3 separate regions of the Mus musculus genome follow, and all the other regions are linked to region 1. Evidence: chromatin loops called from intact Hi-C (ENCODE). Cell type or tissue: gastrocnemius. All regions are shown on one strand.

Region 1 (8,000 bases):
ATAACTGGTTCTCTATCAACCATTTATTTTTATCTATCCATGTATCTCTTTGTAAATAATTATTATTAGAGACACGATACAGGTAGCTTAATAGAATTGTCTAAGCATGTTTGACAACAAGGAGTGCTCAAAGAGCTGGTTTAAAATACGAAGTCCCAGTATCACCCTATAGAGTTTTAAGGAAAGACCCAGTTGCCCCTCCAACCCCAGTCTTGCCAGTGTCTCCTCCTTCTTGTTCTGGTATTTTTATGTGCCTGTCCCTATAGTCAATAAAACTTTAGCCTTTGTGTGAAGGGGAAATGATAGAAAAAAGGTCCATTAGCATTATACTGTATATTCTCAAGGCACATGTATATATTGAACTTTGTAAAATAGATTTATTTCTGAAAAGCTGTTTTGCAAACAGAATATGGTATGAGTGTGTGTGTGTGCTTGTACATATGAGTGTATGTATGTGTGTTGTCTAGGTATATAATTAGTGTCTTATTTTGCTATTCAAAGGCATGCACTTAGTTTAATTAAGTAAGTACAACAGGAATGACTGCTATTTGCTGTGAATGCAATGATGAGCAAGACACAGGCCCTGTCTTTGGGCAGCTTACTTAGCTCCACGAGGACGGCAGTCAAATAGACAGAGGGGATCTAGCTCAGCTGCTAGGGTGCCTGCCTAGCATGCATGGAGCTGTGGACTCAGTCCTCAGCAGTGCATAAGTGGGGTGTGGTGATGCATGTTTACAGTCCTGGCACTTAAGCATAGAGAGAGGAGGATCAGAAGTTTGAGGTCATTCTTCAGGTATATTTGAAGTTAGGGGTCAGCTTGGGCTACCTGGGACCTTTTTATAAAACAAAACAACTCCATAAATTCAAAACTGTGGTTAAATAGAATTAAGCATTGGCAGCTATGGTTCACAGAAGACAAGTATATAACACCATTCTAACTGCAAAGAGAGACTGTGGTATCCCTTTGCCTAGGGAATGATTCTTCCCTAGTCTGTCTTTGCAAAGAATCCATGTTCCCCATCAGGTAACCACACATTTTAAGAGCCCCAGCTCCTACAATGTACTGAACATGCTAGGCATCGTGAAGATGCCACAGAGTAGGCAGAGGAGATGAGGTCCCGCCCACAAGGAGTTTCCAACTAGCACTGTTCAGGGTTCATTTCTCATACAGAGTATCAGTTCATCTTGATTTGTTTATTATGCACGTATTAACCCCTTCTCAGAGAAGGCTGTTAGTTCTTAAACGGTCACTACCTCTTAAATGGGGGCATACATTCTACCCAGTAGGAAATCAAAGGGCATGCAGGAGTTCATACCCCTGTTGACAGAACCAAGATGTGAATCTGTGGCAACTGGGATGGTGCAAGGTCTGTGAGGATCAGGGGCAGGTACAGTTCTATTAGCATTATAACTCCTTTCCTCTGGGCACCATGGAAGGTGCTTTATTTATTTATTTGTTTATTTTTATTTTTTAATTTTTTTGAGATGAAGTCTCTTTATGATGTTACCCCAGCTGTCCTGGAAATCACTCTGTAGACCAGGCTGGACTTGAATTTACCTCCTCCTGTTTCTGCCTCCTGATTGCTGTGACTAAAGCTGTGTGCTACCATGCCTGGCTGGTGTGAGTGCTTTTAAAAAACACCTGTTTCTGCCTCAAGAAGAGTGAGGCAGGGAGGAACATAACTCCTGTGGGCTGTGATAACCAGATAGTGTTTAATCAAATGCAAAATACCAGAGGACAGGTGCAGCCCCTTTCCCCTCTGTTCTCTGCGTGAAGCTGGGACTCTGAGGCCCAAGGGATGCCTAGAAGCAGGCTGGACACCTGGTGGTCTACATTCCAGTTCTCATAGGGTCCAGACTAGATTCACTTCACTATCTTGGCTGCTCAGGTCTTCCCAAATAGAACGCTCCTGTTTCTCTGTTTCTCAGAAGGTCAAGGTTGAAGAATCTGCCTTCTGATTTTTTTTTTTTTTTTTTTTTTTTTTTTTGCCAAGTTGCTCCCACTTCCTGCCACACTGCTCCCCTCTCTCTGCCCGGTGAAACCCAACCATCCATCAAAGCCCAGCTCAAGTGTCACCTCTTCCTTTGGTCAGAATCAGTCTTTCCCTCCCTAGCATGCCTTGGTTTGGTACTGTCTGTCATTACTTCTAGGTGCAGTAGATAGAGCTCTTTGGTTTCCTCTCGTGAGCCTGGGCACAGTAGCAGTATTCGTGGTAATTTGTAACTCCTTTCAGATCAGGACTTGTGATGACAGCTGCCAGATGGGCTCACCTTATGTCCCACCCTCTTTGGGACTTTACCCATGATCTCATTTAATCGCCAGGCAAGTCTCGGTAGACAGGTACCCGTAGTATCTTCCTGTTACACAGGAGCATAGAGTGGTCAAGAGAGGTGAGGCATCTCTCTCCAAGTCACACAACCAGGATTACACAGTTAGTATATAGCACAGCTGGGCTTGCCATATGCCACAGCTGGGGCTCTAATCACTGGACCAGCTTCTGTGCAGGCTCTCTGACTTCCTGGCCCAGCGTCTGGGGAGAGAACAGAATACATGGTGTGCTTCCAATAGTTTCGGGGGGTTCACCCACACCCTCCCCCAAAGCCCACCCACGGGCCAGGCTTCACCAGATTGCGGTCTAGAAGCAAGCACGACTGTGACCTGGGCAAGAGGCACGCTCAAGCCAGAGCCAGGGAGGGAGTCCCAGGCTGAAGAGTCCCTACTGACCCATCCATACTAGCTCGTGGCTCTGGAACAGTGGAGCAGCGTCCCGGGTCCCGAGTCCCAGGAATGTGGGAGGGCTAGGCGGACAGGGAGGGGGCGCTTCCTCCGGCCGCGGGAGGGGAGACGCCAGAGCGTGCACCGGGCTCGCCACCGCCCACTCCCCGCCCGCCGCCAGCTCGCTGGGGGCGGGGGCCGCGGCGAGAGGGCGGCGAGGGGCCGCGGAGCACGGCAGCGGCCGGCCCGCCCGAGCGGGAGGAAGCGATGAATATTCAGAGGGGGAGGGGAAGAGAGGGGGCCGAGCGCTCGGCGCGGCTCCCTGCAGCCGGAGCCGCATGACGCGCGGAGGAGGCAGAGGGAGCAGCCGGGGCCGCGGGAGCCGGGAGCTGGGAGCCACGCGCGGAGGGTGGGCGCCGCTCGCTCCGCCCCGCGAAGCCCCTGCGAGTCTAAGGCCGCGGCCGCTCCGCGCCAGGCGCGCTAGGCTCCGCCGTGTGGCCGCCGCCGCCGCCGCTGCCATGTCCCCGGGGAAGCCCGGGGCGGGCGGAGCGGGGACTAGGCGGACCGGCTGGCGGAGAAGGAGGCGGAGGCGTCGGCTGGAGACGGAGACGAGGGCGCCCGGCTTCGGGCACACGGCGGGGCGCGTCCCGGGCACGTTCCAGGGCGCGCAGGGCATGAAGCCCGCGGCGCGGGAGACGCGGACACCCCCGCGCTCGCCCGGGCTCCGCTGGGCGCTGCTGCCGCTGCTGCTGTTGCTACGCCAGGGCCAGGTAAGCTCTCGAGTGGGCCTGGGCGTGTGGTAGGAAGACGCGGGCCGAATTGGCATCGCCTGCACCTGCCCGGGTGTCACCCGTTCCAGGAACACCCGGCGAGGGTCTGAGAGATCGTGGTCCTGGGAGCCTTCCTCCTGGAGGAGGCTGGCAGGGATCTTGGCCAGCCTCCTGCTCCCGCCACTCAGCCCCTTCCCTGGCTCCCGGGTGCCAGGGGAAGGGCAGGATTCCGGGGTCCCCAGGGTGTCCCCCGCCGTGCCCGTTGACTCTTCCATAGAAGCTCCCGCATGGGCTGCAGGCGGCGGTGGCCCGGCCTTTCCCGGAGCTGGTCACGTCTGGCCAGCGCGGGCCCTGCTTGCGCGCCCGAAGCGGCCGGAGGGGGCGTGTTTGCGGAGGGCTGTGGATGCGGAGCAGGGACGGCCTGGCTGAGCCGAGGCCGACCTACGACCCGGCCTGGAGGGGCACGAGGGCTTGGACAGAAGGGCAGTGGCGGTGGCCGGGTGCTTGGGGACAGGCCCTGGCGCTGGGCGGTGGGCGAAGCGCCGGACTCAGAACCGAGGGCGCTTTTTGTGGGGGAAAGTTCCCAGCCTTGCCAAGGTGGCCGCTCAAAGGCGTCCCTTGAGGCTGCTGGCTCTGTTCTCATCATCGCTCCTGAGATAGTGCTGGCTTTTCTGGGTGTGCATTCGTGCTTTGTGGGCGCTAGCTATACCCCTCCCCTCCAGACTTTTCTTTTCTTTCTTTTTTTTTTTTCCTTGCTTCACTTTTTTTTTTCCGATAATGGTGGGACTCGAATTTTGGATCTTTTCTCTCAGTGGTATTTTCATGGCAGGGGATGTGATGCAAGGCAGCTGGGGGGACATTCCCATTTTGCAGATAGGGAACTGAGGGAGAGAAGTGAAAGAGTGGAATCACCCAGCTGGTGCTGCGGGAGCTGAGCAAGCGAGTTCTGCCTCACAGCCTTCTGGGAACTGGCTGTGGTCTTGAACTCTGCAGCTGAAAGTGGCCTGGAGGATGCTCTTGTCTTGCTTTTTGCTAATGAAAGTCTCACTTGCTTTATAGGTACCAGCTCTAAACAGACAGTGAGACACAAATGAAGCATAGGCTGGGGATGGAAACTGACTTTGAGAGAAAGCTTTGCACACACACAGACACGGGAGGGAGGGAGGGAGGGAGGGAGAGAGAGAGGGAGAGAGGGAGAGAGAGAGAGAGAGAGAGAGAGAGAGAGAGAGAGAGAGAGAGAGAGAGAGAATGAGAATATGAATTGTTCTAGAGGAAACATAGGCACTGGGGCAGCAGAGCAGGCGGGCAGAAGAAGGGAGCCTGAGTCTGGGCCTGAACTAATTGTCAGCAAGGGTAACTTATAGTTTCTAAAGCAGGATTTGCACAGGACTCGTGGTGTTGTCCCCAGCAAATAATTCTTTACTGGACTGGGTAAGAGCTGAGTCTGAAGAAGAACCAGAGTTGATTTTGCCCCTTTTCCCCAATTCCATCTTTAGCAAAAAGCATCTGCAGGAATGGGGGAGGGGACACACCATTTCATAGTAGAATTGTTTGAATGGCTTCCATTGAAGAGTGAAAGAATTTTGTAAATATATATTATATATGTACACCACTTTTCATATAAAGCCTTTTCAGATGGGATTGGGGATTTATTGGGGAACATTGTGGATGGGCTGTCTTCATCCTTTCCCTGTAGGAAATTCATGCACAGCAGTCTTTGACGTTAAAGAAAAAGAACTGCTTCTTATTTGAAGTTCCCCTTCTCCAAGAATTCGCTATGCAGACTAGGGTGGCTTCAAGCTCATTGAGATCTGTTTGCTTTTGTGTTCCATGTACAGGATGGTGTGGTCTTGAAATTCTCTTGAACTAAAATTTATATTATAGAAACATTTGAGCTACATTTCTCTTTAGTTTAATTTGATTATACATATGTATATGTATGTATCTGACTTTTGTTTCAACAATAGTAGAAGTTGCAAGCTGTGCTTTGAATCAGCAAAAAGTATCTTGGGTAAATTTATCTCTTGCCCAATCCTTCCTTGTGTTTCTTTAGCACATTGCTACCCTCCGCCTGCCTTGGGTTTGCTTATTTCCTTCCTCTAGTTTGTTCTGTAGAAACTCGAGAGTCCTGTCTTCATATTCTTGTTTTTGTATTTGTTACAAAATAGGAAATATAAAAGGTTTCATGAAGAAATATCTCCAAAAACAATCCTTTTCAGCAGTTTCATTTTGATATGGACTCTTGCAGGGGATCGGCACCTTCTCTCTCTCTCTCTCTCTCCCTCTCTCTGGTGCTGGGGATGGAACCCAGGGTAGGGGATGCGCTCTACCACCAAGTTACATTCTCAGTTTTAGAGAAGCCCTGCGCTTTTGAAGTGACTCAGAGACTGTGTCAGGGGCAGATAGGATGGGTCATTGAGTAAGAGTTCTTGCTACACAAACATGAGGATCTGAGTTCAAATCCCTAGGGCCAGTGTAAGATGTGGAGTGTGGTTGTGTGTGCCTGGAACGGGCATACTCTGGGGTGTGGAGACTCACTGGGGCTTGTTGGCTGCCCAGGAAGAGACCCTGTCTGAAAGGAATACGATTCTGTGTCCTCTGCCCAGTGCAAGCACAGGCATGTGTATCCATACACATGTACATATTATACTGAAAACACATAGACCCTTATCCTCAGCCTCCCCCCCCTTTAAAAATAAGCTCCCCTCCTTTTTTTTTTTTTTTGGACAGGGTTTTTTTTTTTTTTTTTTTTTTATGTTGCCAGCCCTGGCTGGTAGAACTCATTATATAAACCAGGCTGCCCTTGAACTCACAGAGATCTGCCTGCCTCTGCCTCTCAAGTTTTGGGATTGAATTTGAGCACCAGCATGCTTGGTGCTAGCTCTGGTGGTTGAAGACAGCTCCAGCCCTTCAAACCTCTTAGATGAGGACATTGGACTTGAGAGAAGAGGTTATTTGGCAAGATAGGATTATAAAAAAGCCAAGAGTAGAGCTTGAGTTACCAGTCTGGGCCTAGGCTTTTTGGCTGTGTTTTCTCTTCGAGCACAGTGCTGTGTTACTGTATGCCCCAAACTGCTTACAAATTGAGTTTAAGAGTCAATTAGAGCAGGCTTACAATTATCTCCAGCTCCAGGGGCTCTGACCTTCTCTTTTGATCTCCACAGGCACCAATACAAATGTGACAGACAGTCACATAGTTAGACACACATACACATCAATAAAAGAAAAATAATAAATCTTTTAAAAGTCAATTAGATTTGAAATATTTTTGATTTGTGTGTGTGTGTGTGTGTAGAAAGTAAGAGGGAACTTCTTTGATGGCTTCCCTAATGTTGATTTTTCTTTTCAGAAGAGGCTTTCTTATTTATTATAGTACAAGCAACAGAAATGGGGAGGGAAAGAAAGGAAAGGGAAAAAAAGGTCACAGAAAAGACCCAGCTCTGTTTGGACACCGATGAGGACAGGGCGTGGAAGCTGGAAACTGAGATGCCGGAAGCATCAGTACTTAGTAGGCCCGGAAAAGCCATTTTTGAAACTAGCATCTCACTCCCTTTCTCCAAGACAGGACGGGCAGTCAGAGATGACCCTAGTGCAAGGACTTTCATGGGTGTGCTATCTTAACTGGTCCATTTCTGAGTGCATTCGTACTCTCTAGTTTTGGTTTATGTATGTATTAGGCAGTGTGGCAAAGTGATCTCTCCTTCCTCTCTTGAGACATATAGTCCTGTTAGGTTCCTTAATCAGCTTGACAGCAGTCTGTATTAAAATAGATGCTGATGATAGCGACAAAACAAAAACAACTGGTAGCCACTTGGTCTCACAGTGTTCCTTTTTGCTTTGTCTTGTGTCATTTGGTGGGTGATAACTTTGTATTTTTATGTCTTGTGGCTAATCTATAAGCCTGATTATTTTCCTGCTTCAACCAGAGTACACACACTAAATATTTTGGCTCCTCTTATAACTGCTTTTTAAGTTCTCACAGGAGTGACTTTATTTTTGTTTTGCTTCAGAACAACAAAGGAAAACCCAACCATTCTGTTTTGTTTGCAGACAGTTTAAGAAAACAGAGCAAATTGGTTTATGGTTAGTCTGTGACTTTGGGCTAACTTCAAGTTCAGCCCCAGGACAAAGATGACCAGGAATACCCAAGCTTTCCTGAGCAGAGAGAATCCTGGCTCCAGAGTGAGCAATTTTGGTCAGCAAAGAGGTTATTTAGCTCCTAAAAGTAATGCTTGAGGCTGGGGCCGAGTTTCTGGATGACTGTAGGCCTGGCTTTAGCCAGTGCATCACGAGTAATTACTTCTTAGTTCATTCACTTCTTGGCCAGGGGAATTATTTTGAGTGGCGGATAAGATGCAATTTTCTGTGTATTTCCCTTTTAGCATCATGCCACCGATAATATTATAATTAATAGGTAGCATTAGGTGTGTCGGGCACTGTGTTAGGGCTTTTAATGAACTGTCTCATTTGGCCATTTCAGAAGTTCTGGTGGTAGCTGCTGCGCATGTTCTCAG
Region 2 (8,000 bases), 75 kb after region 1:
TTCACATGGAAAGCTCTCCTTTCCCTGCTGTAACTACGAAAAATCTGGCCATCCAGTCTGCATTTTGAAGGCCCTCTTGTCCATGAAACCTCTCAAGGTTTGTTCCCTGCCCCAACCCAGGTATACTCTTCTCTTCCTGACTCTGCTCTGTGGATGTGATTCAAATTCTGTCACCCACTTATGCAAGGAATGATATGGGTGTGTGGGCCATGTTCCCAGAGCCCCATGATGTGAGATAGGAGATCTCTAACTTGCACAAGATGATAGAAACAGTATTGATGGTGACCTATCCAGCACTTGACTGCAGCAGGTTCTTGCTCAGCATCTGACCTCCTCTGTCTCCCTCATGGGGAGGTCACTTTTGCTGTTGCATTACAGTCCTGTTACAGTTTGCCCTTTCTTTTCTTTTCTTTTTTTCCTTTAAAGATGTATTAATTTATTTAGTATATGTAAGTACACTGATGCTGTCTTCAGACACACCACAAGAGGACGTCAGATCTCATTACGGATGGTTGTGAGCCACCATGTGGTTGCTAGGACTTGAACTCAGGACCTTTGGAAGAGCAGTCAGTGCTCTTAAGCACTGAGCCATCTCTCCAGCCCCAGTTTGCCCTTTCTCTATTTCTCCAGAAGGCCCTAGTATAGTGCTTTGAACATTAAAGTTTTGCTGATAGTGAATAAGGTTGACCTGGACACAGTCATGGTGAAGGGTAAGTGGGTTTTCTCTACCCCCCCCCCCCCCACTTTCATGCTTGTGCTTCTGTCTTCTTCCTCTGTTTTTTAACTTCCATTTTAACCTCTTTTAGCATTGACAAAGCAGCAGGCTCACTTCAAAGAACTGACTTCAAAGCCCTCTTGGCGCAGAAATCCTGGCCACTGAAGCCTATAGGCGCTGGCCCTGTGGCCGCTGCATTTAAGAGGTTTTTTGAGTTCTATTTTTAAAGTTCTTCTAAAGGAAGGAGGGGAGGGTTACAGAAACATCTGCCTCTTTATAAAAGTCAAATATAACTGTGTAATTCCAGGAAAAAAATTAAAAAAATATTTTAAAGAAAGCAATTTTATGATTTGAAGAAAAGAACATTTTTTTTTTCTTTAAAAAGATCGCTTGTTCTTCCATGTCATAGTTACAGCATTTGGGATAGAATTACAGCCTTAGTTTGAATGCAGCATTTTCAAGATAGTTAAGCAGGATAACACAGCAGAATACTGGGCTAGAGTTGCAGGCTTTTATTATTTCTTTTCTTAAAAGAATTGCATTGAGAGAGAGAATGGGGGGATGTGTCTGTCTGTCTGTCTGTCTGTCTGTCTGTCTGTCTGTGTGTTTCTCTGTGTGTACATGCTATAGTAAGTGTTTGGAAGTCCAAGGACAGTTTGTAGGGATCAGGTCTCTTCTACCATGTGGGTCCTGGGTATTGAATTCAAGTGGTTAGGTTTGGTGGTGAGCATCTTTATCTCCTGTTAGTGGCTCTTTCTACATTTTTCTGTGAAGCCCTCAACTGAGAGTAGTTTTTGCATCTTTAAATGATTGAAGCAAAATCCAAAGAATGTATATTGTGACATATTATATGAAATTCAAACATCAATGTTCATAAAGTTTTTTTGGAACACAGCCATAGTTACTTATTTGATTTGTCTGTGGCCTGCAAAGCTAGGTTATAGACTATATGGTTCTCTACAGAAATAGTTGTTGACTCCTGGGATTGACATTCAGGGTGAATGAAAGTATGAATGGGCAGGGAGAGGCAGGCAGAACCAAAGAACATTTCAGAGGAAATGCACAATGGGAGTTTTCTTTTCTGATGGGACTCCTTGTCTTGATGTTGGTGTTCCAGTGGGGGCATTGCTAGAGTGTGATGTATGAGTTTAATCTCAGAGTAAACCCCATTCATTACCCGGCTGGTTCAGGCTCCAGTGCTAATCTCATGGCATGATGCAGGGCCATTTGCTGGTGCAGCACAGTATAAATAGGCTTATGGTGAAGTTCAGAGGCCCACTTCTGGCTGGGTGAGGCTGAGGGGAGTAGGCAGCTGTGTTCTATAGAAAAGGCTGGAAGAAAGAAATAGCTGGAGAGGCTCTGAGGAGGCTCTTTTCCACCCAGCTGCGCCTTCTCAAGGGTGTGTTTGTTATGACCTAAGAAGTTGGAGCTCTCTGTTTCTGGCTGGTGTTGATTCTTCACTGCCTTTAGGGGGATTGACTGAGAGCCCTGAGTAAGGAGAAGGCTGGGAGGTCAGCTTCCCTCCTGTCTCATGCCTGCCTCTGGGGATCCGTATCCAGAGATTCTGATTCTTTGGGGAAAGACACAAAGATGAAGCAAGGTATATTGTGAGGTCTAATCAGGACAAGGCATGGCCGTCACTGAGTGTGGGTGTCCTGATCAAGCATCCCCAATGCCATGGTCAGAGGAAAGCATCTCATCAGCCCCAGACTGTACTTCTTACAGCCCGTAGAAAAGCAGAGCCTCACTGTAGAAGAGATTTTAAAGAGGCAGCCTCTCGTGCAGGAGAGGAACTAGAGGCGTAAGATGGACACACTTACCTGCTAGTTCCTATGTGGAATCAGTTTCAGGCTTTAATTATACACACACACACACACACACACACACACACACACACACACACAGAGAGAGAGAGAGAGAGAGAGAGAGAGAGAGAGAGAGAGAGAGAGAGAGAGAGTGTTAGTTAGTTTCTGGGAATCTAATCCAGGATTTACCTGTGCATTCTACCATTGAACCCCAAATTCTTGTTTTCTATGCACCCATCAAACATGTATGCGCACCTGTGAGAAATTAGGAGGTCAGTAGGTTAGATGAGGACCAAGCCAAAGGCAGTGCTAAAGTCAGCCAAGGGAAGGAGCGATTGTTCTTGGTCTCAGCTCTGAGCTCCTCTCTGTGGTAAAGCTATCCTAGCTCTAGAGGCAACTTAGTCTCTCCTATTGTTGAGTCCTGGTGATTTCTAGCTCTTTACACTGTGTTGTCTTCTCTAGGCCTGAAGGTGATGAGCAAGTGACATTTATTTTTGTATGTCTGCTTCATTATGTGGAAGACTTGCAGTAAACGTTGGATGAATGGATGTGGTGAATAAATATAGACCCAGATTCTCAAACTGTTCTGGGGAAAAAAAAATTGCCTAAGGAGCTCGTTACAAATTCACTCTTTTGACTCTTTGGGACCCCAGCATCTGAATGTTCATGCCCAGGTGTGTTTCTGGGTGCGGGTGGTCCGTACACCATACTTACAGCAACTCTGGCACAGGTGCCAAGCCTTCTGGAGTAGAGGCAGGAACAGAACATTAAAAATAGCTCTCCATTCATCTGCTCATGCTCAGTGGCCAAGCGCCCCCTCCTGCTGGCGTCAGGTCCGGATGTGGGCCAGTTCTCAGCCCAGGGGAAATGAACAGTGTCTTCTCCGAGGTGCCCAGAACACTCTGAGTCAGTGGACTGCACTGGCCAGTCAGGCAGAAGGGAGCTTCCACTTCTTTGTAAACCTTGGTGGGAACCGAGTTGGCACAGCGAATGGGGAGGAGAGGAAGTGCCATGTGGGGCTTGGGGTTGGCCAAGGTTTCAGGACTGGATGTGCTTTGGGTGGCTGCTCAGGCTGTTGCTATATATGCAGTTTCCTCTCTAAATAGTAACTTTCCCTACTGGCTTGTGTGTTGGTTGGTGACCACAAATGCATGGCTGCTGTTCAGGAGGCTCCTGGGATGAGAGGATGGGGCTGGGTGGCTGTCAGGGCTTCAGAGGAAAGACAAGATTGCTGGTGTCTCCTGTCACTGACTCATGAGGAGATCTGGGAGGTGTGGCTTTTCTGTGCCCCAGGCTTACTTTTCCATCTGTCAAATGGGTGATTTAAAGGGACAGAGTGATAGTGTTGATCTTCAGGAAGGGATGTTTGCAGGCCGGTGTTCTGACTAAGTCCAGGGCTGTGTGTTAGCCAGAGACTGCAGATGGACTTTTAGAGTTAACCCTTTCTGGGCACACATGGCTCGTCATGGTATGGGTGCTGGTGAGAACAGCAGCACAAGAAGCTGAGAACTTGGTCATTTTTTCCCCCTTACTCCTTAGATCTGTTCCAGCCACAGTAGGGTTTCCATAAATAATTATAGAGCTTAGAGCTCCAAAGAGCAGTGATTGCCAAGTGCCAGCCCCATTTCTTTCTTTGCTCTTTGATGGGCTTGGCATGATGCATAGGGTGTATGAGGAGCAGGGGCTTTCAACATCGCATCCATTTCCCCCTTTTCCTTCTTGATCTCTTCCTGCTGTACTTCCTCCTCCTCTTTGTAGTGCTGAGGATTGAACCTAAGCCAGACATACTTAGCAAGAGCTCTGCCACTGAGCTGTAGACCCCAGCCCCTTTTATTGGCCTTTTTTTTTCTTGCCTTTTCTTCTCTTTACATGGAGAAATACTAAAGGCCAAGACAAGGATAAAAGTCTGTGTGCTAGAGTAAACCGTGTGTTTCTTTCTCTTCTCTTCTCTTCTCTTCTCTTCTCTTCTCTTCTCTTCTCTTCTCTTCTCTTCTCTTCTCTTCTCTTCTTTCTTTCTTTCTTTCTTTCTTTCTTTCTTTCTTTTATTGAACTTTACCCTGTAGCTGAGGCGATCCTTGAACTCATGATCCTCAGCCTCCCAGTGACTGGGAATTTTAAGTTTGTTGAAGTTTAGTTTCCTCATCTGTGAAGTAGGTAAGCAGTAGCCTTCTTGTGGCGTGTCTGCCAGCCAGTGCGTATGAGCCTTCTCTGCAGTGCATGGGTTGCAGAGGTGAGAGGGGGAGGATGGAGGGGGAGTGCTTGGCCCTGGGGGTTGACAGCCTCTGAGTGAGGAGACCTCTGAGGCTTACATCTCTTACAGCACTGGATGGGGATGCAGCCTCAGTAGTGAGCACTGGCAGCTCTCTTAGGGGCAGTTCACCCTGCTCTACCCCCAACTCCACAGCATTTTGGTAATAAAAATAAAAAAAAATCCATATTTCATGGTGAAAGTTTTGAAATAGCAAGGCTCAGGTTGGCTGATTTGGGTTCCCAGGAAACCACACCTCCTGTGTGCAAATGCCCGATAACAGTGTTTGGTTTTTTTCCACTCAGCACCTGATGTGGAAGAGTACATCTACTTATTTGTTTGTGTGCAGTTGGTTTCTGTTTGAGAGCCCTCTTTGCTTTAGTCACTGCTGAACTCCTGGCATCCAACCTAGAGTGGCATCTTGGTGGGATGAACAAATGGGCATTTACATTCAACAGGCATAAGTGGTTCTGTAAGGGTGGTTCTGGGAAACTTGCAGGTTCCTGAGACCCTTTTGGGAGCCTGCAAGATCCTAAGTATTTTCAGAATGATAGTAATTTGTTGTTTGTTTCTTCTTAATCTCTCCAACATGAATCTTGGTGAACTGGTATTTTCCAAGCAACCAATGCTTGATGACAAAGTCTTGTAGGGTAAAGAGCTGTTTCAGAGTGGAGCAGATACACTATAAATATAAGCAGTTGTAAATTTATCAGTTACCAAACTCAAGGTGCAAGAGATACAGAGAAGGATGGATTTTCATATGAAAAGCTCATAGATACAGTCTTGGCTTTCACAACACAGCTAATGGTCTACTTGTTGAATTACAGTGTGGCACCAAGAAAAATGCCTATATTTATCAAAAAGCCCATAGAGGCCCTCATTTTACCAGAGCCAATGATTGCCTCATAGTTTACCTACCCACCAAACTGCTTGAAACAGTGAATGAAGAGGCAGATATGAGAGCCAGGCGATTCCTTGAGTATAAACAAACTATGAAAGAGAATTTCGAAAATCTTATATTGTCATTATGCTAATTTTTTTTGTATTGGAAAATATAAATTTTCATAAGATGATTTATGCTAATGTGATAAGTTTATTATAAACAAAAGCTTTTTGAAGGCCTAACCATTTCTCTAATCACCATGGGGTTCCCAGGCTAAAGTGTTTAAGAAGCAGTGGTGGGGACAAGTCAGAGGATTATGGAAGGGACTGCAGTGGTGATGTAGATGGTGCAGGATTCTTTTCTATGTGGGTGATGAGTCTTTGTATCCCTATGTTGGAAGAGGGCTGATCTCTCTGCCTTTCTAGCCTTGTAGGTTTGGGCAGATGCTGTCTCCATGTGTGCTGAGAGTCAGTCCAGCAGCCTGGGTTGGAACAGTGTCTTGGTTTCCACCATCTCTAACATCTTCACACTGGCTTTTTGGAACTTTCTCCATCTGTTAGCTCTACTTGCCCCTTTGGGAGAGATCTGGGAGGACCAAGACAAAACAGGTTTCAGGGGAAGGTGAGGTGGAAGTGAGGGTTGCTTGAGATGGCAGCTTGTTGGGGACCTTCATGTTTGTCTCATGGGTTAGTGAGGTTCTGTCTTTGAGACCTAAGGCAGTAACTGGTGAACGTTCATATGTTCATTCTGGACCAAGACATTTCCAGCCTGTACCCTAGTGCTCTGTTTTCTTCTGCTGTAGCCTGGGGTGGCAGTGATGACCTTACCCAGGCTCTTTTCCTGGGGTTTATGCAACATCTTAGGTCCTTGGCTTGGGGCTGCCTGCCTCTCCTGACTGACTGGTTGGTCTGCAAGATGACACTGTGTGTTTATTTTAGTTGCTCCTTTATAACTTCCTGCTGCGCTTTGCAGAGCAGTGGAGTTTTAAAAAGGCTGTCTGTGTGTCTCCAACTGAGCCAGGGCATACACTCAAATCTGTTTTATTTCTAACCTCGAGACATTTCAGGGTTACTGTGTTCCTGGTATTTTTGCAAATCTTTGATAGAAAATGGGGAGGAGTTGGGTTGGGAGAATTAAATAAGCCAATTCCTGCAGTGCATTGATTATTTTTATTATAATTATCATTATTATTCTGATGAATGCTATTTCTCTAAAACAGCCCTGAGAGATGATTCGGACAACTCATGTAAGCTCATTCTGCAAGTGCTCTTCCTGTATACCAGGCACAGTTGCACATTGTATTTGTGAGCATTGCAATGTGTCGGAGTGTAGCCACTGTTCTGTAGCTGGGAAGAGACATCGTGATCAAGGCAACTCTTATGAAAGAAAGCATTTAAGAGACTTACAGTTTCAGAGACTTAGTCTATTATCATCATGGTAGGGAGCATGGCCGTATGCCTGGCACTGGGGCACTGAGAGCTACATCCTGGTGCCTGAAGGCAGGCAGACAGACTGACAGACAGAGACACACAGAGACAGAAAGACACAGAGACAGAGACAGACAGACAGAGACAGACACACAAAGAGAAAGACAGAGACAGACCAGATAGACAGACAGACAGAGACAGACATTGAGCATGGTATGGGCTTTGGAAACATCAAGGTCTACCCCCAGTGATATACTTCCTGCAACAAGGCCAAACCTACACCAGCAAGGCCATGCCTCCTAATCCTTTTTATTCTTTCAAATAATGCCACTCCCTGGTGACTAAGATCTCAACTATATGAGTGTATGGGGGCTGTTTTTACTCAAACTGCCACATCATGATTAGGAATGCCTGTGACAGAAGTTCCCAAACACTGGTTTGAAATGGATGAAAAGACTAGGTTTGAGCTTATGAAAAGTCCCAGTACTCATGAGGTAGAGGCAGGTGTGTTCAAGGCCAGCCAGGGCTACCTAGTGAGATCTTGTGGTGGAGAGGGACACGGACAGACAGCCACAGACAAACTGACTGTAGTTCTCAGGAAGGTAAATGTTACAGTTTAAAGGACCATCACGTCAGAGTGTGTCCTTCCTCCAGCAGATGACCACCTTCCAGTGGGTGGCCCTATACCCCGAGTATCTGGGCAGCATATTGGACTCTGGGGGATTATTAAAACCCCTAGAGGACATAAAGTTGGGAAGGGGTGGATCTGAAAGAAATTATGAGAAGTGGGAAATCAAAATACACTGTATAAAAACTGTCAAAGAATTAATAAAGCATATTAAAATGTGGCCTTTATTTGTGGGGAGCAAGTATTTACTTTTATTATTTTATATAAGACAATAGGTAGTTTTTCTTTGTGATT
Region 3 (8,000 bases), 90 kb after region 1:
TGTTAGCCTACATGTCCCCACGCCCCACACTACCCTTTCACCCTGTGGATTTGATTTGTTTTCATTATATTTTGTGTGTTCCCTGAGTATGTGTGTGGTGTGCATGTGTGTGTGTATACATGCTCATTGGTATGTGGCATATATAGGTGTGTGTGGATAGAGGGCAGAAGTTGAGTTTCTATCTTCGTTGATCTTCTGGTATACTGAGGCACGGTTTCTCACTTGACCCAAGGGATGCCCCTGAGGCATCTCCTCAGCCTTTGACTTGTTTTTAGATTCTATGTGCAGCCAGACAGTCACTGTGCAGTGATGGAATGCTGTCTAGCTGTGGTCCTGTAAGATGAAGTTGACTGGAAAGCAGTACAGGTAGTCTTATACTGGCTATGTGACCTCCTGTGAATCTTGTGTTTACCCTGTTTCTTGTATTGAGAGGCCACATTGTGACCTACATCATCTACATTTGTGTGAAGGACACTTTATGGTGTCTTTACAACAGTGAAAAGCCTAACAGCCTTGTTCTTAGAATGTACTCTTACCTTTTAAGTATCAGGTGACCAGGAGTGGGATTGTAAAATCTTTCTCTTCCTGCCAGTCTCTGTTTCTCTAAGTAACAGGCTTTCCTTTTTAAAGGCTGAACCTTCATCTCTTTCTCTTTCCATCTCCTCTTTATTCATTTATCCACTTGGGTTGGTTCCTGTGTCGTGGCTGTTGTGGACACTGCTGCAGTATGAGCGGATTGCCATTATTAAGGAGGTTCCTTCCCAGCTTAGGACTCTCCTCCCAGGAATGTGCTGAGTGTGGACAGACACCTTTGGGATATTGTCCACATGATCTTCAGGCTTCTTTCAGTTACTTGATGCTGTGATTAGTGGCATGTATCTTGTTTTTAAACCAATGTATTCCTGAGGTAAATTGCCTTGGTTGTGAGACTGCTGCTTTTGGGCATCACAGATTTCTCCTTACTAACATTATTCTGAAAGGTTCGCATCTGTGATAGTGACGTAACTGATAGGTCTGTAACTTTCCTTTTTTCCTTTGTACTTCTTTTGGTATTGATATTATATAGCCCAAAGGATGAGGAAAAAATTCACCCTTAAAGTCTGCACGTAGGACGTGTAAGATTAGAGTGTGCACAAATAAAGAACTTTTCCAAGGAGACATTTTATGGTGTGTTTCAGGAACGCTATTAAATCTTTAATTTGATTCTTTATATATTCTTCATTATGTAAAACTTGTAATGTTGGCAGCCTTCCATGTGTTCCTTTACTCTGCCAGTTTCCCTTATCTTTATGACATCTCCAGGAATATAACCTCTGCTATTTAATAGAGATGAATCGTTAAATGGTTGTCGTTTACAGCGGCACATCCCTGCGAAGCAGAATTTTACTGATCTCATGCAACCAAATGCAATGCAGAAACAGGTGAAATGTATTGTTAGTTCATTGTCAGTGTTTTATAGACAGAGGATAGTCTGTAACAAAATACTACAGGCTTGGAGCTTTTCAGTTAGAAAAGGGTTTGCTTTGCAAGCCTGAGTTAGGATGCTTAACACTCACCTAAGAAGCCAGTGTGGTGGCATACACTTGTAATCCCAGTGCCAGGGAGGCTGAGTTCAGTAAATTCTTGGGCCTCAATGAGTAGCTAGGTTAGCCTATGCTTTTTAATCTCAGGAGAGATTTTGGGAGGCAGAGGGGCAGAGGGGCAGAGGCAGAGGAGCAGAGGGGCAGAGGGGCAGAGGCAGAGGGGCAGAGGGGCAGAAGCAGAGGCAGAGGGGCAGAGAGGCAGAGAGGCAGAGAGGCAGAGGGGCAGAGAGGCAGAGGGGCAGAGGGGCAGAGAGGCAGAGAGGCAGAGGGGCAGAGGGGCAGAGAGGCAGAGGGGCAGAGGGGCAGAGGAAGAGGGGCAGAGGCAGAGAGGCAGAGGCAGATGGATCTCTGTGAGTTTGATGCCAGCCTGTTCTCTGTAGTAATTTCTATGCCGACCAGGAAGGACTACATAGTGAAATGCTACCTCAATCCAAAACCAAAACCAAAGCAAAGCCAACTGACCAAATAAACCAAAAATCCCAAAACCCCAAGGTGGCTGCTGCCTGAGGAATACCCAAGGGTTATTCAGCACAACACAAAATCAATGTGAAGCTCAAAAATGAAGCTTTCCCAATCTTGCTACCCGTTCCCTCTGATCTTGTTTTTTTTTTTTTTTTTTTTTTTCTTTTTCTTTTTCTAATATATACTCCATGGAGAGTACCTTGCCATTCTAAAGTGGAGCTGGGCAGCCACTGGTTGCTGATGGCTCCCGCAGCCCTGGCACTCTGTGGTGGAGCCCTCTTTCATTACGCGTCAAGGTGAGTGGGGCAAGCCTTTGACGGACTGTGGTTAGAGAAAGCCCAGCATTCACCAGCGTCACCGCTGACCCTGTCATCTCTGCTGAGCCGAGCAGGTGTGGCGTGAGCTCAGCTTCCTTTCAGCCCTTCCTTCTCCCTGGTGGGCCGTTGGCTCCTGAGTAAGATAGATACATGCAGTAGAAGAGCTGTTAATAGCATTTACTCTGTCTTAATCCTTTTTAATCCCATTCATATTTCAGAGTCTGAAACTTGGCAGGATGTCAGAAGCCACACTGTGAGCAGGGAAATTTTTTCTTTGAACAGCAGGAACCTAGTTTAAAAAATTCTCTAATATTTAGTTTGTTAAAACATAGAAGAGAAGGAAATTTCTCCTTAGATATCTGAGTGTCATTAAGAAGTCTTGCTAGGGCTTCATATTTTTTTCTAACGAATGACAACAATCAGTAGCAGGCTTAGTCATAGTGAGATATCTGTGGCATTGGCTTCCTGAGTGGAAAAATTACCAGAGTCAGTGGCTCTCTGTCCGATGTCACACCCATGGGGACTTTGGACCTCATTCTATTCCTGATGAGACATTCGCTTTCGTTTGGACTTGTCAGCCTTTTTGATTAATGGCTATTTCTTTGCAGATTTAATGCAAAAACATTGTGGAATTCTGGTAAAATCTAGGAAGACTTAGACTATGTTGAGATTTGTCAGATCTGGGACTGGGTAGGCATTTTCTTTCCTACATTTACTGCAGTGCATATGTGTATCGGAAAGCCAGATGTGGCCTGTAAGGAGCTTGGTTGCTGTGTGGAAGTCCTTCGTCATCCAGCCGCTCCTGAATGCTAGGTTTTGGATTGGACTTTGGGTCAGCTTCAGGGTAGTGAGGATGGATGCCCAAGAACATGTTGTCTTCAACTTCCTGGCCTTCCTCTTCCAAGTTCTGGCCTTTATTGGGCAGAGACGGGTCTTGTCTGGAGGGCAGCCCTGTCTGCCATTTGAATCCCAGCCCAGCCCTGGGGTGTGAGGGCTGGCAGGGAGGGGTAGGCAGGCCATTGTAGGAGAGAAGACTGGGAGCTCCTGGAGGAACAGTTAGGGTTGGAATCAGTTGTGTCTTTTAAAAATTTTACCCATTTTGGACTTGTCTGTGGAAGCAATTAGGGAGATCACAGGACCGTTTCTGATTCTTGATTCTGTGCAGTGTCTATTCAGAAAGATAGAAAACAGTCAACTGGAACAGGGGATTATTTGAGCACACACAGAGTCCTGTTGTCTCAGCAGCATGCCCTCAGACAATTTGCCTTTTAGTGAAGTTTAAACCCATGAAAGGAAATAAAAAGTGTTTTATTAGATGGCGAAGAAAGATGGACTGGGCTTAGGAGACTTTGGGAATTTTAGTTTTTTTTCTTTGTTAATGCCAACTTTGGAAGAGGGCAACTCTTTCTGTAATGCAATTTATTTGTACAATGTGGTAATTATTGCTAATAGTTAATAATTATCTTCAGTTGGACAAAATGTCAGAGAGAGAGAGAGAGAGAGAGAATATGAATATGAGGGAAACATTGCTGCTTCTGAAGAAAGGTGTACCTTACGCATGGGGCCTGCTAACGTTTATGAAGTGTCTGCTTTGGTGGATCTAGCTGGGTAGTCAGGCCAGAGCATTTCTCCATGAATATGCACAGACTGAACCTGTGGGAGCACTGAGGACTCACTGAACCTGCGGGAGCACTGAGGACTCACTGGACCTGCGGGAGCACTGAGGGAGGACTCACACACTTTTACTAAGCTGTTAAAGAGGCAGGGCAGAGACACCAACCCAATGGGAACTTGCATAACTGTTCCTTTTTTTTTTTCTTCTTTTTTTAAAATTTCATTTCCCTTTTCCTTTTTTACTGTGAAATACTGACTCATTCAGTTTGGCACAGTTCAGTGAAGTTTATGAACTAGGTATATGTCCATCATGCCTTGTTAAAAGTGTGGTTTTTTTTGTTTGTTTGTTTTGTTTTATGTTTTGTTTTTGTTTGTTTCTTGAGAGCACATAAAGCAAGCCAGGAGATGCACACGTGCTTCGTGGATGGATAGATGGTGCCAGTCACAGGCAGGGAGAGGGCTTACTATGTGCTGAGTAGCAGAGATCTGGGCTTTTTGACCTTGATATGAAAAATGTTTCAAGTTCTTAGTCAGGGAGGAAAAATCACTCTTGGTTTCAATTCCCGTGCAGGTCTATGGGGCTATATCTTAAAATATGCTGCTTTACTGGATCTTTCGAAGGGAGAACTGGACAGGTGCTCAGCAGCATACTGGATAGTTAAGGGGACCATGCCCTTTGGCCTTCCCCATCAAGACAGGCCCGACTAGGGCAGGAGAGATGGCTCCACAGTTCAGCCCACTTGCTGCTTTTGAGGAGGACTTGGATTCAATTCCCAGCAGACACATGGTGGCTCATAACTTTGCCTGTAACTCCAGTTCTAGGGATCTGATGCCTAGAACTTTCGGTGCTAGTCATACACACGGCGCACTTAAATACATGTAGGCAAACACACAGACACATACAATAAAAATAGATCATCTTAAAAACGAAAGCAAAACCCAGGCTAGCCTGATTGAAGGACAGCTGGAACCCACTGGGCAAACCTAGCCTATGTTCCAGAGAAGCAGGCCCTCCCTTTGTTTTAAAACCATTAAATTTTCTTCAGTTTATTTTGAGTTTTCCTGTCACAGCAGCCTCCAGTTCAGCCCGTTCGTTGGGTTCGTTGGGTTTGTTGGGTTCGTTGGGTTCGTTGGGTTGGGTTCGTTGGGTTGAAGCTGTCTCAGGTCCTGGGCTCTTTCCCTGATACACCACTCTTTCTCACCTGTGCTGCTGCAAGCCAGCTGCTCTCCCACTTTGCAGGGTAGGTGAGTGTCCGAGAGACCTGATCAAGTACAAGGTTCAGGCTGGGTGAAGGTGGGTAGGTCTGTCCCTTTGTTTTTGTTTTTTTTCTTTAAAACCATGTGCCACAGATGGTTTTGTTACTTATTAGAGTCTGACTGGGCTGGACCGACTGTCCAGTGAGACCAGGTCTTCCTGTCTGTCTGCTCCTTGGCGCTGGAAGAGCTGAGGCTGTAGAGGCTGCCGCAGAGACCAGCTTTTCATGGGTTCTGAGGATCCGAACTCAGGCCTTCTCATACTTTCATGGTGTTAAGAAAAAGAGATAGTTTCAGTGTCTCACACAAAGGAACATGCAAGCAAGCAAGCAAAAAAAAAAAAAAAAAGGTAGCTTGGCACTGCAGTTTCTCTTTGTGAAAAGGTTACACCACCACCCAAACCACAACCCAAACCAGTCTAGAGCTCATACTGGGGAGGTCTGTATTCTAATGCAGTGGGACAACTGTGTCTTTTCCCCATTGGCTGGGGCCTAACCTCAATGTCTTCCTTGATTGGCTAGCTTTAAAAGAATTCTGAGAAGAAATGAAGAAGGTAATTGTTGGTTGGCCATCTCGTGTGTGTGTGTGTGTGTGTGTGTGTGTGTGTGTGTGTGAGAGAGAGAGAGAGAGAGAGAGACAGACAGACAGACAGACAGACAGAGTCAGAGACACAGAGACAGACAGACTGACTGACTGAGGGGTATTTTGTGTAAGCCAAAATTTTATTACTAGGTAGGTTAGTTTAAAAGATTTACATAAAAGTTTTACAAGGTTGGGGAAGATTTATAGAGTATTGACCCTTGGTAGCTGCCTTTGATAGGCAGGAAAAAATAAACATTTCACACAATGGCAAGTACTATTGGGTCACCCTCTCCCCAGCCTCCCCTTCCCACTTCCTGTTCTTTATTGCCACCTCCATCCAGTATGTATGTATGTATGTATGTATGTATGCATGTATCCCTCTATCCAATATCAATCCAACTATGTATGTATGTATCTATTCAACTATCTATCTGTGTATCTACCATCTATTCATATACTTATCACCTATCTATCTTATCTATCAACTATCTATCACTTACCTATCTCATTCTTTTTTTGGCTCAGTTGCTCTCTTCGGTTCTTTACTGCTGCCCAGATCCATCCAATTTTAGTGCCTGGGCCCTTTTTCCATTTTCATCTTTTAAACCCACCTTCCTCCTTATTACCTGTTCACCCACCTGACAGCCAGTGCATGTTCTGTGGTAGGTGTGAACTTCAGGTGAATCTTCACCAAGAAGTGTCCAGCCAGACGGGCAGTGAGAATCCCTAGTGGTAAGAGTTAAGCACCAGGTGCTGGCATATCTGGGAAGGAAACCCTAGCTCTAGTGGGGAGAGGGGTTCTGTAAGGGTCAACGAAGGCTGTCTCATAGATCAGCCAGCCAGGATTGAGAAAGAGGGGCAGGAAGCTCTCACTTTCTAGGTAGTAGGGCTGGCTGGAGCCAGAGTTGGGACTGGCAGCTGGACTATTGAGGAATTTGAGGTATGTGAATAGCGGAAGGGGGCATGTGACATGTGAACTCTTCAGTTTATGTCTTCTTTGCTTTAAAGAGATGTTGGTTACATCTGTTGTTAGGGGAAAAAGTATTTCTGCTGAGAGGTTCAGAGGACAAAGTAGACAGTGGTAGACTGTAAAACACTGGATTTTGCCTAAGGCAAGGGAAGAGAAACCACAGTGATTATGCATTCCTTTGTCTCTCTCACTGACCCTTAAGCAGTTTGGGACTAGGGAAGGAAACTATGTCCTTTCTGTGAAGAGGGGCTGGTGGAAATGTGCTTTGGACTCAGGTTTGTTAGGCCTGCGTGAGCCTCTCTTTCCTCTACCCTCAACAGAGGCAGGCTGAGATAGATGATCTCTAAGGCTTGATTCCAGTATGACTGGTCATACATGTCTCCGTTGGTTGCCTTTGAAGCCCTGAAGTTGAACATGCCTGGTTTATCTTTACACCAAAAAAGGCCAGACCAGCTTTGCCCCAGGCCCTAAGGAGCTGGCGCTGTATCTCAGCAGAGGAAGTGAGTGAGGTTCTGGGAGAGGTGAACTGTGTAATAGTTTGTTCACAAGCTTGGAGCATATATACTGCCTTATGCTAAGGGCTAACAGAGAGGCTCAGGCTGTGTGTTGTTCAGAATCGTGGGGCTGCTGTGAGCCAGCAGCTCCGTGCACACCTGACCGCCCCCATCCTGATTATCAGGATTACTCTCTGCTGACACTAGGCTCACAGTTCAAGTCATTTTATCTCCCAGATACCCAGCATTCATTAAGAAAGGTGCTGTTTCTAATATCTCATCAGACAATTGGAAACCCAGACCAGCCTTGAGAGATCCAGAGTACTTTTTAAAATTGAGCTGAATTAGACAGTTATCCTTTCTCGAACATGCCTTGTGCCCGATAGCATTTCATTGACTTCTCTTGAGTGTTTGAGGAGGCTAAGTAGGGACATAAACCCTGTTTGCAGGTGAGAAGCTTGAGACTGGGTTCCGTGTAGGTAACTGTCAGCTCGAACCTACCCACAGGGATGCAGCCAGACTCTGGCTGCAAGTCTGTTTTTGTGGTTCTATCCAGGGCAAACGTGTGATTTAGGGCAGGACTAAGCCGACTATAGCCACTGCTTGTTTTTGCATGACCCATGGGCTAAGAATAGCTTTTACATTTTTAAGGAGTTGAGAGAAAAAGCAAGGAAAACTAATTTCTTTCTTTCTTTCTTTCTTTCTTTTTTTTTTTTTAAAGATT

The links. Hi-C counts contacts between places; a loop is a spot of excess contacts. Peaks named below come from ENCODE experiments on the same cell type or tissue, not always from the same donor. Only the 100,000 strongest peaks of a DNase experiment are listed, where the experiment ranks them.
Region 2: a loop joins it to region 1, with 2.1 times the contacts of the local background. A loop is called at or near these places in 8 of 42 quality-filtered maps.
Region 3: it touches region 1 in a loop (2.6-fold over the local background); 12 of 42 quality-filtered maps call a loop at or near these places.

The regions. Positions count from the first base shown.
Region 1 is chr2:90,575,642-90,583,641 of GRCm38, reverse strand. It overlaps Ptprj (protein tyrosine phosphatase, receptor type, J), which reads left to right and starts at 3,047. Exons shown (of 24, transcript NM_008982.6): 1 at 3,047-3,486. The coding sequence starts at 3,391. Gm46752 reads right to left here and starts at 2,887. Exons shown (of 3, transcript XR_001783391.2): 1 at 2,726-2,887; 2 at 2,272-2,531. In gastrocnemius, a CTCF peak has its summit at 3,863; DNase peaks (open chromatin) are centred at 3,174, 3,560, 3,810, 4,411 and 1 more place; H3K4me3 peaks cover 2,953 bases; H3K27ac peaks cover 4,051 bases.
Region 2 is chr2:90,500,427-90,508,426 of GRCm38, reverse strand. The region is part of intron 1 of Ptprj (protein tyrosine phosphatase, receptor type, J); the gene reads left to right. Among named protein-coding and RNA genes, the nearest start is that of Ptprj, 76 kb to the left of the region's middle. In gastrocnemius, a CTCF peak has its summit at 3,352; a DNase peak (open chromatin) is centred at 3,402; H3K4me3 peaks cover 1,050 bases; H3K27ac peaks cover 5,476 bases.
Region 3 is chr2:90,485,304-90,493,303 of GRCm38, reverse strand. All of the region lies in intron 1 of Ptprj (protein tyrosine phosphatase, receptor type, J), which reads left to right. Among named protein-coding and RNA genes, the nearest start is that of Olfr1274, 89 kb to the right of the region's middle. In gastrocnemius, no CTCF peak of the experiment used is centred here; DNase peaks (open chromatin) are centred at 2,435 and 3,328; H3K4me3 peaks cover 1,292 bases; H3K27ac peaks cover 2,221 bases.